3 separate regions of the Homo sapiens genome follow, and regions 2 and 3 are each linked to region 1. A link is a contact called in ENCODE Hi-C or POLR2A ChIA-PET data. All regions are on one chromosome and are shown on one strand. Each heading gives the region's core, a stretch centred on a gene start or an enhancer-like site at or near the end of the contact. The rest is flanking DNA. Distances are from core to core; before and after follow the strand shown.

Region 1 (5,156 bases), core at 1,906-4,405:
CCACTCCCTCCTAAGTACACACTAACACTTGGACTTGGACTACATTCACCAAAACATATAGTTTCATTAACTGATTGCTTTGCTGCACTCCAAATGGCCTAACATTTTGTAGCTGAAGGAGTGTAAATCATGCCTTATGTGGGCTACAGTAGGATGTGATGTTTAGAGAAAGGAAAATATGCTTCCTTATAGAAGCAAGAGGCACTAAGCCATCTGGATTGTAGAGAAAAAAATTTGGTCATTCATTCTGATGTTTTGTCTGCGTAGTACCAAACATCTGGAAGTTGGGTGACAGACTGAATTTTTCACATCCAGATATTTCTGCATTATACTGAAACACAACTATATATTTTTAAGACTTTAAATAGTAAAAGCATAAAAGATGTACTAATTTCACATTTTGAGGTAGAAAAGACAAATGAAACTGAGGCAAACTTCTGGTTAGTTCTTTATGTAATATGCTATTTTTGTTTTTCAAAAGTCACTTTCTGCAACTAAACTCTTAGAATTAAAATAACTATGAAGAAATATCCCCAGAAATACTGAATGTGTGTCATTAAAAAGCACAATTTAGACTGTTGCTTAACAGCTGAAATGTTCACATACTGCAAATTCAGGTAACACTTGGACAGTTAAAAGCAATTATTCCGAAAAATAATTGCTTAGTAGTTTAAGAGAGTTTCATTCCAAGTGACTCTGAAAACATTTATTCCTTCCACACAAATGAGAATGCATGGTCAAGGTTCTAACGGGACTTGCAAGGAGACTTTTCAGACCTTTTCAAGAATCAGTTTTGAGAAATGCATTTAATGATGCAAAATAAAAATTAAGATTCCATCTGTTGGAGCCACCTTGAACACTTGTCAGAAGAACACAAGCAGAAAGGAGTATTTAAGCATTCTGTAACACGACCATTTGAAAAAAAAGTAAAATATTTTGTGTTGTTTTGAGAACTGCATTTTTCTTGTCCTCTCACATTAAGTGGCCTTGGATCTAAGGCTTGTTAGAAGACATGTTCAGAACCTGTTTCCTTGTATTAGAAGACACGGAAATCTGGCTCTCAACTGCCAACAGGCTTCGTGGGCATTGCTATGCCATGAGAATTCTAATATATTTTTCATTATTTCCACAAAGGCATATAGAGTGTGTACATTACACACAGCAGTATAATTGAGCTGAACTGGCCTGGTGCCGCGTTTTTGCTGACTCAGCACATGGTTTCTCTTTCCCAGATTACTAAAACAACTTTCCTCTGAGGTAAAAGCTCCGCAGAAAAGCAAAGGGGAATAGAAATACAGAGGGGCCTTATTTTCACCCTTAATTATACCAAGTCCAAAGGCAAATGCAAAATCAGATCGAACTTTTTGAGGCTTCAAAAATAAAAAAATGTCCCCCTTTGCTTCTCCTCCCAACCCCTGCGCCCGTGGGAGTCACAGTAAATTAGAACCCAGCTTGTTTTTCAGCGATGAATTTGCACCGGGCCTCTTGCGCTTGGGGTGGCGTCCTCGATGCGGATTGCCCGTGCCTTTTTTACGCTTTGTGTACGGTATTTTAAGCGAGGCAGGCCAACCTCGTTTTGTATGGACTTGCACCAGCAAACATTTAAGAGTTTCGCATCAAGGATACTGCATATCCCAGACACTGCGTACAAACTTTTAGGACTTGGGGTCACAGCACTTGTTCCCCTTCTCCGCCCGCTTCAGCGCTAGAGCCTGCAGAGATTTAGGGTCATGTGTGCGCGCCGGCCCACAACATACTACTAAGTGGCAATGGCCGGTTCCCAGACGCATCCAACATCCTTCAAGTTCGGTTTTCTGCTCCCTAACACACTCAGCCATTGGTGCAGCGGGAATCACTGGGCTCCGATTAGCACGCGGGACAGAGGCAGGCGGAATACTGTGAACCTCCGGTCTGCCCCCCTAAGCCCCTCATCTCCCCCATGACCCGCTAGCTAATCAGTGCAAATGCCGTAGGAGGCCAGGCCCGCAACTGGCATTCCAGAGAGCGCGGACCACCAGCCGAGCTTTAAATAAGTGCAGATGTGACAGGCAGGGGAGACCCAGGGAGGGCCGCCTCTCCCGCCCCGCACCTCCCTCCAGGCTCAGGCCGGTGCGCCGCAGGCAGCAGCCATGCACACAAGGCGCCCGCGGGCAGTAATGTTGCCCGGGACTGGGGCGCACACCAAGTGACTGCAAAGGGAACGGAGGCCCGCGAGTTCGAGGGCAGCGCTGGAATGGTGTGAGCCCCGTCACCCATCCCTTCCTTGGCCCTACGGCTTCTTCCTGAAGAGGCTGGGGGATAGCGGCCCATCCTCGCCTCCACCCGTCCGACCGTCGGGAAATCCCGAACCCGGCTGGCTGGAAAGCCGGGAAGGTCTGGCTCATCCGCCGCAAGGCCTAGCCCCACCGCCGACAGCCGGGAATCGCCCCCACCCCACACGGAAATGCACCTTTCCGGTTCCCAGCCCCGAGCTGGGAGCCGGGCGAGAGGGCGAGGTTGCAGGCGTCTCTGCCTGCGGGCGGCGGTGTGCGGTCCTGGGCGTGCGGGCCGCGGCGCGGGGACAGCTCAACTCCAGGACAGCGCCACGCGACCGCCACCGCGGGGTGGGGCCTGACCCGGGGCGAGAGACCGCCCTTGGAACCGCGACCCTCAGCCTCCGCTCTAGCCCGACTGCTGGCTCCGTATCTACAGGGCTGGTGGGAAAGCAGAGAGAAGGAGGAAACGGACCCTGGCGCGCCCCGGTGTTTCGTCTGCCCGGAGCTAGACTCCGACTGTCTTCACAACTACCATCCCCAACTACCCTACCTCGGGCGGCTCCACTCACTCCATACCGGCCCGGGTCTCCCAGCCCGCGCGGCCATTCTCGCCTACGGTCTCGCCCTCCAACCCGGGCTCAGCTTCGGGTCGGAGCAAACCCGCTTTCGCCCGTCCCCGCCCGTCTCCGCGGGTGCCATTCCGTTCGCCCAGAGGGTGGCGGGGTTCGGAGCTGCAGAACACTTGGCTGCTGCCCGCCGACCTCACCCCACCAGCCCCCCCGTCTCCCCGTCACCCCGGTTCCCCAGTCCGTGGCGCTTCCCTCCCTCCAGTCCGCGCGCCCGGCCGCCGCAGGAGCGGCTCCCCGCCTTAGCCCGCAGGCCGCGAGGTGCACGGCCCTCTCTACCGAGAAGCCTGACCGCCCCGGGCCTCCCCGTCGGCCTCCAGCGCCTACACCCGTTTCGGCGCCCACTCTTCGTTCTGCGCCCCTAGATGCCCATCGGCTGCGGGAGAGGCTCCCGGAAAGCTCGGTGGGGCCCCGCGCAGAGCCCGCCCGCCGGAGCCGCAATGCTGCCATGGTTTCCCCGCGCCACCAGCCAGGCAAGGCGCGGCGCGAAGGGCTCTGGGAGGAAGCCGTCGGCACCTGCGGGCACTGCACCCTCCACTCCCCGCCTGCCGTCCCCCGCCTGCCGTCCCCCGTCCGCAGCGCCCACAGCCACGTGCGCGGAGCGGAGCTGCTCCCGGCCGGGGGCAGCCCAGCCCCCGGCGCCTGAAGGGGCCGCCGCGCCCGCCCCGCACCTGCACCCTCCTCTCCCACTTGCCTTTCCATCTGCGCGCGGAAATGCCACGGGCTTAGAACAAACTTTTATTTTTTTTCAGCGACATTCACGAGAGAGACGAATAGGACACGGTCATCCGAGTGCCGAGGCGCGGAAGCGCGAACTGCCCGGAGCGACCTGGCTTGGCGCACAGACTCATTAACCAAGCCCGAGAGGAGGCAGCAATGCGTGTGCGGGAAAGGGAGCGGTTCTCAAAATACAAAGTGATAAAACAGCTTCCAGTTATATTGAAAAACGATGCAAACCCTCAATTCCTTTTTTTTTTTTTTGGACCTGGCCGGACCTGGAAATGCCGGTTATAAACAAGAATAAAAACTTGAATTTATTGGTGGAAGTCCTGTTAAAAGAGCTCAACACAAGCATATGAGACAAACTGCAAGGTGATGAGACGACCATGCTATACATTGAGGGGAGAGTCGAATGAATTTTTCTATTATTTTGTAAAGTGCAAAATTTAGCTAAACAAATTTAGCTAGTGCAAAATTTGCTGCAGGTTTCCCTACAGCAAACGATCTCAGATAATATGGTTACTTTCCTAATGTAAGAATTCTTGGTGATGTATCACCTAAAACAGCACTCACAAGATTTCTGATCATGTAACATAAACAGCAGGACATAACCAAGCTAAAGAGCTAAGTCTCCTTGTGTAAATACTTAATTCCATCATTCAAAAATAGTTGTTGGTTTGTATAGTAAATCTAAATCACCACAGGGCCAAACATAGCTGCCTTTTCATGAGTAGTATCTCAACTTTCCTCCAACCCCAAAGAAGACAAACTCAATGTCAGTATTTTGTTCTTTAGCGGGGAATAAATTGTTCTTTTCAGCCGCTTGAGGTGCTCCGGAATAAGATGTTCGAAGCGTTTCTGTAAGGATAGCCTGGCTGATGGTGCAGGTGTGGGCTGATTTAAATTACTCGCTTTTGTGTTTTTCCACAGGGTCAAATGTAGGCACTGATTTTAGGGAAGGCAGAGAAAGTAAGACTTCCTGAGTTAAAATGCCCATGTGCCCAGCCTCAGATAAAAAAGAGAATACAAACCTGACAAGGCATTAGCTGATGCATCAAATGATGTGCCTATCAGCATGCATGTCATCAATAAAAAAATTATTTAATATTTGCATTCAATTAGTCAAATGATTCCACCATTTTAAGAATTTTCACATATAAGAAATTAGTAAAATAATCAGTCAAATATTCTACACTCATTTAATGGTAAATTATCGAGCAGCAGTATCCTTATTTAATTTGTAGGTGTATTTAATAGGGAATTGGAGTGGTTAAAAATGGAGTGCAAGAATTTCAGTTAATTTTTCTAGACTAGTGGCAAATACTAACAAAATTACTCAAGCATTTTTTAAAAAAATCATTTTGGAACAAAAGACTAACTGTAGGAAACAAGATCAGAACAGACTTAAATTAACATCTGAAGACATTAAGGAACTGAGTATACGGTTTCTTAAATGACAAAAACTCTTAGTGGCCTTTTAAAATCTCTGCTAAAACACATAAAATGGGCTGCATTAAGATGGTTATTTTGTCTTAGGTAAGTAGAATTTCTTGTA
Region 2 (5,156 bases), core at 1,501-4,000, 300 kb before region 1:
ACCATACCATATTAATATATACATTTTAAAAACAGCTTGAAGCTAGGCATGGTGACACGCACCTGGCCTCAGCTACTCAGAACACTGAGGCAGGAGATCATTTGAGCCCAGGAGTTTAAGGCTATAGTGAGCAATGATCATGCCTTTGCATAGCCACTGCACTCCAGCCTGGATGACATAGTGAGACCCCCCCATCTCTTAAAAAGACAAACCCAGCTTTATTGGTTCATAATTGCACATCATACAATTCATTGATTTAAAATGTACAAGTCAGTGATTTTTTTAGTATAGTCATGGAGTTGTGAAAATAGAACATTTTTATCACCCCAAAAAGAAACGCATTCATTAGCAGTCATTCTCCGTTGTCCTTTCTTTACCAGCCCCAGACAACACTAATCTATTTTCCTCTAGATACTTCATATACATGGAATCATACAATATGTGGGTTTTTATGATTGACCTCTTTCACTTATAATGTTTTCAGAGGTGGTCTGCATTGCAGCATGTATCAGTACTTCATTCTTCTTTATGGCTAAGTAGTATTCCAGTGTGTGTATGTGTGGGTGTGGGTGTGTGAGATATTTTGTTCATTCATCAGTTGGTAGGCTTTTGGATTATTTATACCTTTCAAGTATTATAAATAATGCTGCTGTGAACATTTTTGTTCAAGTTTTTATGTATGTTTTCATTTCTCTTGGATGTATACCTCAGAATGGATTTGCTGGGTCATTTATTAACACATAATTTTAAAGCCATGTCATGAATTAGGAAAATTATTTGCCACAAATATATATGTATATGTGATAACTGCATATTATTAAGGTTTTGTTTTATTCTTGATTTATATACATTTATAGTTGGTTTATATAAAACATTTACATAAAATATGTAAAGAGCCACTACATACCATTTACTGTGGAAGAAACAAATTTCTCTCTATCAAAGAAACCCAAATTTTAGAGGGTGTTATTATTTCAACCTAACAATTAAGTAAAGTTGTAATAAGATGAAAATATCTGTGCAAGTCAGAAGGATACAGTGAGGTGAACATTTTATATACACTGCTGGTAGAAGTCTAAATTACTATTTCTAGCAAATAGTTAATACCTATTAAAATGCACTTGTAAAAATGCATTTCTTTTAGTTCTCCCTTTAGCTAGTTCTAAGACAATAAGAACTGCTGTTAAGATTCATACACAAGTTTACTGTAATAGCAAAATATTAGAAGCAACTACAATAGCAAAATAGTTTTTAAAATTATAGTATGAGTTGAAATATACAACTATTTAAACAGGCTTTCAAGGAAGATTTAATAATGTGAGAAATTGTTCTTGTAGTATTTTAAAATTTCAACAAAGTTGTTGCTCTAGAATAAAAACAATTTGTGTTTTAAAAATGTAGGCATGTGTTTACATTGAAGAAAAAAAACTAAGCAGGTGACTGATACTTGTTGATGTGATTTTTTTTCACTTTTTGATTTTCAAACTCCCTATAGTGAATATGTATTAGGAAAAATTTGTTGTAAAATGTATAGCCATTAATAGATTTCCCTTACAATCAGAGTGGGACTGAATTTATTTTTAGTCTGGACTTCTAAGTGCTTTCAGTATAAACTTAATACTTATTTTCATTTTGATTTAAGATATGAGTAGATGGACAAACATTGCTGTTTAAAAAATGAAAGCTGTTCAAAGAGAGAATGTTAAATAGATGAAATAATAGAAGCTATAATATTATTTCAATAGAAACTAAAATACTTTTGGTTTAATAACAGCTAAAATGCTAAAGGCAGCGTTCCAATCCTTGTCTTAGGAGATGGGGAGAGGTGATTTTAAAAACACATGCCTGTCATTATTTCTGGAGAGAGAGGCAGCCAGTGTGGTCAAATGACAACATATCCCTAACTGACCCCTAAAGACTTTGCTGGAAAGTGACTTGATGTTACTCCCAAGAAAACACTCCAGAGTGAGAGCAGGATGATGCAGGTTTGGCTCTGTTGAGTTCACTGGGACGTGGGGAATGGTGGTTTAGCTTGGCCTTGTCATATCCTGAAAGCTCAACTTAAATACATTGGATTTACTTGATAATTTTTTCTTCTTTGGACTGTGTTTTCGGTACTTTCATGCTCATTAACACCTCCATTTGGTAATGAACACACACAGTAAAGTAGGAAAGACTCAGAACAGTGCTCTTTCCTCCTTTGTGCCTCTCTGTTAGATCATTTGGTGATGATAGAGAATGAAATGGTTGGCCAAAATAAGTTTTTGGAACTGTTATTGGATTCTATATCCAGGCCATCTTTATTCTTCATTATTGTGGATAATGAATAATTACTGTAAAAGGAAAATCATCTTCCCAGCGGAAATTTTTCACAGTAAAACCTCAAAGGTGGGAATTTGCATTTTCTTTCATTCCTGCTCTGTGGAATCAATTCTATGTAAAAACAAATCAAAAAAATAAAAAACAAACTGTTTTATAGTCAACATGTAGAGATTATTAAATGGAGTTTTAGTTTAGGTCTAAATAAAGTAAGGTTTCTTGCCTGTTCTACAGTGTTTGCTCAAATCTTTTAAAACATTTTAATTCCTTAATTATCATAGTAAAGTGGGATACAGAAAAGAGTCTGTCCCATGCCCGGTCACCTAGGTGACTTTTGTTTGGATTTTTGCCCCATACACAAAAGCAGTATTTTGAAATAGAGAAAACACAAAGGTGAAACAGAGGAAATTGTTCTAAAACTGAGACATTATTTACACAGGTGAATTCTCTGCCAAAATGGTTTTGCAATGTTGTCCCTTGACTCTAAGGCCCAGGATATGGGCTGTACTGAATCTTTGCTTTACAGGGTATTATGAGTGAAATTCAGACTTAGCCTTGCAATTCAGATATTTCATTCACTTGTGACAAAGCAGAGACCTAACTGAAGGAAAACAAGTAATTGACCTTGACTAGGTGTATGAACCCAACTCATGTGTTAGAATTTGCTATTTATTCCTTAAATTTCAAGTTTTAAAATTTCTTTTCTGGGTATTTTTCCCTTCAGGATGAATTATGCTTCCTATGTTGAAATACTAGCTTTAGTTTTCTCAAGTTCCTGGAAATCACCAACAATGTAATAAGCCATGTATACACACACATAACCTAGTGTAACACCATTACTTATCTTTAAAAGAAATGTGAAATGATAGCATGATTTGAAGAACCTTTTACCAATAATGCCTTAAATTAAAATGACATATCTAATTTCCTTTATCTTTTGTTTGCTTACTCTGTGTATGTCATTGACCTTGGCAGTGAAACTAGATCCATTTCAGTTTCAAGTTCACCTTCTAGTTTTCGTGTTAGCACAGAAATCACTGTTACAGTTTCTAAAACTTTAAGTTACTTTCAGTGTTTAAAACTAATAATTATATGATCATTTAAAAAATTATATATAACATTAAAAATACTATCATGAAAGAAAAGATTAGTAAATTCTACTGCATTAGAATCTAAAACATCTCTCAGTCAGAAAACAATATATAGACCATCCATAGACAGGGAGAAGGTATTATATTTACAACACATAAACTATAAATGATACAGAATATGTAAAGGTCTCTTGCAAATCAAGACATGAAAAGACAATTCCAGAGAAAAACAGGCAAAGGCTATGAACAGGCAGTTCACAGAAGAGGAGATACAAAAGAATAATAAAGCTATGAAAAAATTTCTCTCTCTTACCATGAATGGAGGAAATGCATGCTAAAGCCATAAACCCTTCAGGCTGTCAAAAATTAGTCTGATAATTCAGATGTTAGCAAGCATGTGGAACACTTGGAATCTTGTACATTATTTATAGCAGTATAAATTGGTACCACCACTTTGGAGAGCACTGGAAGTTAACAGAGCTGGAGATGAGAATTCTCTTCAACTCAGCAATTCTGTTGCAGAATGTATATAGCCTAGAAAAATTCTCTAAAATGAACCTAAGAAGACATGCACAATAAATTCATTGAGACTGGGCACGGTGGCTCACACCTGTAATCCCAACACTTTGGGAGGCCGAGGTAGGAGGATTGCTTGAGCCCAGGAGTTTGAGACAGCCTGAGTGACATAGTGAGACGTCATCTCTACAAAAAAGTAAAACAATTAGCTGAGCATGGTGGTGCACACATGTAGTCCCAGCTACTGGGGAGGCTGAGGTGAAAGGATCACTTGGGCCCGGAAGATAAAGGCTGCATTGTGTTGTGATTATGCCACTGCACTCCAGCCAGGGCAACAGAGTGAGACCCTGTGTCAAAAAAAAAAAAAAAAAGTTCATTGAAGCAATATTTATAGTAGTGAAAATTTGGAAATACTGTGCTCATCATCTGGAAACTGGAAAGATACACTAGTAAAGTCAAGACTGTGAAAGAACAGATAGAGCAGTGAAAATGACTCAGAAATGCTAGATTAATATGGAGAAACCTCATAAGATGTAATGTTAAGCGAGAAAGTAAGTTGCAGAATATGTACAGTATTATAGGGCTGATATAAAATTTAAAAATATGAAATATATAGGATTTATGAATACCTATATATAGTAAGATTATAAAAATAAGCGCAGAATTTAAGATGATAGTTTGGATGGGGCATGGAACGAGAGAAAAATGGGAACTGGGAGAGGTACACCAGGAGTTTCAATCATATTTATAATATCTTATTTCTTAAACTGGTTGGTGTTGCTTATACTCTGTAACTTTTGTTAAATATTTCATAATTTTTTAACAAGATGCAGGAAAGCTTGGTCAAATGCTACAGATGCTTTAACTCGGGAACTTTGGCTTTCAGTTGGTTTTAGTGTCTTCCCTATATATTGATGAGTGTGTGTGTACATGTGTGTTTTACAATGAGAATTTACTTATAATCAGAAAAAGGTAAGCTATTTTCATTGTTAGTGAAAATTTAAATATACATTTCATATTATATGTTACCTTTCCCTTCATAATATTCTTAGAAATCTTTCTCAAGCCCCTAATGTTGCACGAAGTCAAATGCTTTGTAAGGCACAGTTTTGACACTATCTTAAAAAATATCTTATCTCATAAATGCAGGTTTTTCTTCTGTGAATTTTAGGAATTAAATAATTATTTTTCCCCCATGGTCATTTTAGACAGATGTGGCCTACGACAAAC
Region 3 (5,156 bases), core at 1,666-4,165, 270 kb before region 1:
CCCTCTTGATATACTGAGAAAGTCTCTTACCAGGACTTCCTGTTTTCACTTTTGTCTTTTTAAAATCCATTTTCTACAGCATAATTTTTAAAAAGTATGTCAGATCCCATCTCTGTTCCCGTTGTCTCTGGAATAAAATTCAAACTCCTTGCCATGGAGACTTACAAGAGCTTGTCTACTCTCCAGCCTTATTTCTTAGTACTTTCCCCTTTTTTTGGTTATGTCTCAGCCAGATTGCCCTCCTTTCAATTTCAGCACTGTAGCTTGTTACTACGTGTGGCCATTCAAAACAGTAGATATTTATTACAAACTTACTTTTAGGGACGAGACACTACTGCCTCCAGAGAAGGAAAGAAATTTTGTTAGAATATTATAAAAGGGTGGCATGTAAAGGTAGCTAGACTGCCTTATCTCCATTTCTTCTCAGTGTCAGAAAACTCTCAAACTAAAATGGAAATAAGTTGCTGATTCACTTTAAAACCCAAACTTACTTAAAATAAACTGTCAGTTCTAAGCTGAGATTTACTCCAATAGAATATTCCCTTGATGGGTTGAGAATGAATAAGATGAATTATCTGAGTCCTGATCTTGCTCATATAGCTGTTTCTTTAAGGACCAACATTTGGTTCCTATACCGTAGGATTCTCTCCCTGGTAAAGAGGAGTTAGTAATATCCATATCTCTTTTCTAAATTCCAGAATTCTTCAATTTGTATTTTCTTTAACTCTGTGACCTAGCCGTTGTCCACGGCACAGTTAGTCTGTGGGTCAAATGGGTGTGGTTTCACCTAATTCTCCCAGAACGGGAGATATTGCAGGAAAATGAGTCCTACTACAATGAACATTAAAGAAAAGATTATGTCTAAAGGCAACATTTTCATATAAGTTTTTTCCCATATCTATTAATTGCATCAAGGTATGTGTCTGTACCAACGTATGCTGTTGGACCTTTCTGTTAGAGGTGCTTAATTGGTTTCTGACCATGTCAGTTATAAGATAGAGAATCTGTCTGTGGTAAATGACATCCCATAAATGAGTTTCATAAGGCTTGACCTGGGAGCTGACATGTCAGGACTTCCTAGTGTGTCTTTGCATACCGGTTCTAAATCTCCCAGCTTCTTTGGTATCTTTTTATTGTATGACAAGATGCTGTACTTTAGTTCATGTTTGAAGCGACAGAAGCTTAAGTTTTGAGTTCCCAGGAAAAGAAAGACTTAAACATTTCCAATTAAAGCATCAGAGATTAGTCTGACTAGGGTGTGAGTTAACAGGAACTCTTTATTGACCTAAAAACCTACCCAGAAAGTATTGGCATGAGAATTTGGCAGCTTGGAGTGGGAGGGCCTATGGCTATGGTCAGTCTTAACATGTTAGGACATCTTAAATTTCACTTTAAAATTTCTGAGTTTGCTGTTGATTGATGCCTGCTAAGAAAGCGTTTCTATAATAGGAATTGAGATTGTGCTGCTGTAATGCCCTCAAGCAATGCCACGTCACCAGTATCTCCTCCTATTTTAGGGCAATTCTTTTTCTTAAACCAAATTCCCAGCTTCAGCAAGAAGAATCCAAAAGCCGAACTGTTAGAAATTTGTCCCTGGTTTTTCCTTCCTTTACCCAATTTATTGAGTAGCTACTATGTACTAAGAAGCATGGTGTTAAGAAGTGGGAATACAAAGAAAAGTCTAAATGGCCAGCAAATGAACAAAGAGATCTTCAACTAAACCAGTACTTAAGGAAATAAAATTAAAGCAGCAGTTAGAGTGAGTACGTACTATGTACCAGGATACAATAACAAATCATATTTATTTACTTACACACATACACACCTGTGTGCATCAGGTGATAATAAATACTATGGATAAAATAGGAAATGGGGATAGGAACAGTATGGGAGGCAGAGTTTTGCAGCCTGGTCTTCACTGCCACCAGTGCATGAGGCTAGGTGTGGAGGATCATTGCAGATCACATGGAGTGCCTGGGCTCTGTCGCCATGGTTATGTAGAGATGGGACATGGAAGCGAAAGGAAACCTTTCCTTTCCATATTAACTCTCTGACTCCACATTAATGTGGATCCTGTCCTGGCAGTGTCAGCCTCAGGTCTAATTTGAAAGGTTTACTGTCTATAATAATAATGGGCTGGAAGCCAGTTCACATCTGACTACATGTGTGGCCACATACATGTATGTGTATTTGGGAAGAGAAAATGTATCTTTAGAACTTACTACTGGAAACATTAGGAAAGAGCCTTTTTTCTACATGTGGAGAAGAAAAGCCTTTTTTTATTATTATGCGTTAATACTCTTTTTTTCTCCAACCTCTGTCTCCTCAAACAGACAAATAATTTAAACATGGCTGTCAAAATTTCTGAACACCAGGAGGATGCCTCCCTGCCTTCCCTCCCTCCTTCCCTCTATTTCTGTCTCTCTCTTTCTGTCTCTCTCACACAGAACCATAGTTTCAGATCAGATTTTCTACACACTGTTTTAATTTATTAGAAGGGAAAAATTCTTTCTTATGGCTAAAAGTTTGCACTCTTGATTTTTCTAAAGTCCACTTTTATGACTAAGCTATAAATCTCTAAAAATAGAGATTTACAGTGGAAATGTCAACTCCTTTGTATTATGTCAGGTCAAAATGTGTAGCTAATTGGTGTGCATTTGTTCATGCATATGTCATGAGCCAGAACTATGTTTTAGCCCAGTGACCACACATGGGGGCAGATAGGTGTGGTCCAGTTCAGATATACTAATGTTTTCTTTGTTTATGGTAAATTAGAATAGTGCAAGGTACTGGTTTGGAAAAATATGTGGGCAAGGCAGACATTTAGGATTTATGAACCTTTACTTAGCCAGTATTGCCCTATCATTCGTCCACCATATCGACCTGTATCCACTAGGGGACATAAGAACACCTACTGGAGGAAAGAATGAAAGTTTGTCTGCATTAAAATTTAAACACAGGACTCTTAGATAACATACAAAAAGACTCATTTTTTTAGTTTCATGATTCATAAAGAAGTTATATATTTTGTTTAAATTTTAATCATCACCAGAAACTTTTAAAGGCAGGATCAGTATCTTAACGTCTATTTATGGAATGAGAACCAAACAAGCAGCTAACTAGCAAGCTTGTGTCATTAACTGACTACCTATGTGGTCTACAGAAGCTATGCTGAGAATGATTCTGGCTTTACAAAATACTTTATATAGAAAAGGATTACCTTTTAGAGTCAGGAGGTGAGACATCTGGGGAGGACATCTGCTATCAGATTGCAGTGGACAAAAACCAGAAGTGTTCTATATTTTGCACCCCGGCCACTAGCTATGAAACCCGAGAGACAGATGTTAAGGGCACTGCTGTTGTCTTCTAAACTGATTATCTGGCCTACCAGGTTAGAAACTTAGGTTGTATTTTTTACTTATGGTTCTTTTTTTTTTTCGGTATGATCTACCTGCAGAAAAAAATGCAAAGATTTTAAGTGATACAGTCTTTATAGACAATTTTTGCTTTTTAGTTGGAGTTTTTACTAACATTTAATATAAGTATTAATATAACTGAATTAAGGTCTACAGTTTTGCTGTTTGCTTTGTTTGTCCCATCTGCTTTTTGATCATTTCTTGTTCCTTTTCTGCCTTATTTTGGCAGAAAATCAAATCATTTTTAGTTTTTCATTTTAATTCTGTTGACTTTTCAGCTATACTTCTTTGCATTTTTTTTAAAGTGGTTACTCTAGGGATTATAATACACAGTCATATCTTCTCAGTCAACAGTGGTTAATATTTTACCACCTCACCTCCTTCTTTGTGCTATATATATATGCATATATATATATATGCATTCATCAATTGTTTTATATATATATATATATATGTCCTAGAATACCATGTTTTACTTTTTGCTTTCTGGTTTTATGTCTTTTAAGTAAAATTAGAATAAACACGCACAATTTTATATTTACCCATATATTTTCCAGCTGGTGTCAATTTCCTTTAGTCTGCAAAATTCCCTTTAAAATTTTTTTGTAGTGTAGGTCTGCTGGCAATGAGATCTCATTTATCTAAAAATCCCTTTTCCGTTATCTTTAAAGATATAGAATTTGAGGTTGACAAGTGGTTGTGGTGTGTGTATGTGTGTGTGCAGCACTTTAAAGATACCGTTTCATTGTCTCCTGGCCTCTGTTGTTTCTGATAAAAAGTTAACCATTACTCATATTGTTGTTCCTCCATATATAACATGTACATTCTCTCTGGCTACTTTGACAATTTTCCCTTTATCTTTGTTTTCCAGCAGTTTGACCATAAAGTTTCTAGGTATAGTTTTCTTTGTTTTTGTCCTTCTTAGGGTTCACTGAGCTTCTTGCATCTTTACATTATGTTATGTTTTTGAAAAAATTGGGGAAAGTTTTGTTACTACTTCAAATATTTATCTGCCCTATTCTCTCTTTCCCTCTCAGGACTCCAGTTACATATAGTTGTGCATTGTGATCTTGTCCCACAGTTCATTAAGGTTCTTTTATACCCCCCATCCTCGCCTCTCCTTCTTTTTTTATTTCTGGTCTTCAGATAGGATAATTTCTGCATATCTCTCTTCGTGTTCACTGATTTATTTATTTTTCTACTCCAATCTGCTGTTAAGCCCATTCAATAATTTTATTTCAGATGCTGTATTTCTTTATTCTTTGTTTATTAAAGCTTTAATTCCTTTACTGCTGTTTACCATCTATTCATTGATTTGGGACCATATTTGCCTTTAAGTCCTGGAGCCACTTTAAAGTTCTTGTCTGCTGTTTCCAACATCTGGGTCATCCTAGTTTGGTTTCTGCTGGATAAGTTGACCCATTATTCTGTTATTGGTCACATGTGCCTGCATTTTTGTATGTCTAGCTAGTTTTATTACATGGTGGATATTGTGGATGCTCTGTGTTGTTGAAAATACAAATTTTGTTGTCTTCCTTTAAAGAGTATTGAATTTTCTTCTGGTAATCAGATAATTAACTCTCAGATCAGACTATCAGATCAGAATGAATCATATAGGGATTTTTTTCAAGACTTATTTTTAAAGCAGTTTTAGGTTCGCAACAGAGCAAAAACTACAGAGAGTTACCATATAAATCTTCCTGCCACATATGCACAGCCCCCTCCAGTCTCAACATTCTG

The links. Hi-C counts contacts between places; a loop is a spot of excess contacts on that map. ChIA-PET counts read pairs that join two places held with the same protein, here RNA polymerase II (POLR2A). Pooled maps may share reads with other maps.
Region 2: a map of gastrocnemius medialis shows a loop between it and region 1 (2.3-fold over the local background). The contact joins two enhancer-like sites. A Hi-C loop is called at or near these places in 3 of 168 maps with a recorded cell type or tissue (cardiac septum and gastrocnemius medialis) and 1 of 50 pooled maps. POLR2A ChIA-PET finds 5 or more read pairs at or near these places in 2 of 52 experiments (PC-9 and activated CD8-positive, alpha-beta memory T cell).
Region 3: a loop to region 1 is called in a map of PC-3, with 3 times the contacts of the local background. The contact joins two enhancer-like sites. A Hi-C loop is called at or near these places in 3 of 168 maps with a recorded cell type or tissue (PC-3, chondrocyte and prostate gland) and 3 of 50 pooled maps. POLR2A ChIA-PET finds 5 or more read pairs at or near these places in 3 of 52 experiments (AG04449, activated CD8-positive, alpha-beta T cell and activated naive CD4-positive, alpha-beta T cell).

What each region holds. Positions count from the first base shown.
Region 1 is chr2:45,167,355-45,172,510 of GRCh38, reverse strand. No RefSeq gene overlaps it. Among named protein-coding and RNA genes, the nearest start is that of LINC01121, 85 kb to the left of the region's middle. RefSeq lists enhancers at 1,424-2,053, 2,919-3,419. Within about 2 kb of position 3,155, at least 8 of the 41 ENCODE cell types and tissues checked have a DNase peak (open chromatin) inside an H3K27ac peak, as active enhancers do; they include PC-3 and PC-9, where a contact is called at or near this core.
Region 2 is chr2:45,467,530-45,472,685 of GRCh38, reverse strand. All of the region lies in intron 16 of SRBD1 (S1 RNA binding domain 1), which reads left to right. Among named protein-coding and RNA genes, the nearest start is that of SRBD1, 140 kb to the left of the region's middle. Within about 2 kb of position 2,750, at least 7 of the 41 ENCODE cell types and tissues checked have a DNase peak (open chromatin) inside an H3K27ac peak, as active enhancers do; they include PC-9, where a contact is called at or near this core.
Region 3 is chr2:45,438,075-45,443,230 of GRCh38, reverse strand. The region is part of intron 16 of SRBD1 (S1 RNA binding domain 1); the gene reads left to right. Among named protein-coding and RNA genes, the nearest start is that of SRBD1, 170 kb to the left of the region's middle. Within about 2 kb of position 2,915, at least 2 of the 41 ENCODE cell types and tissues checked have a DNase peak (open chromatin) inside an H3K27ac peak, as active enhancers do; they include PC-3, where a contact is called at or near this core.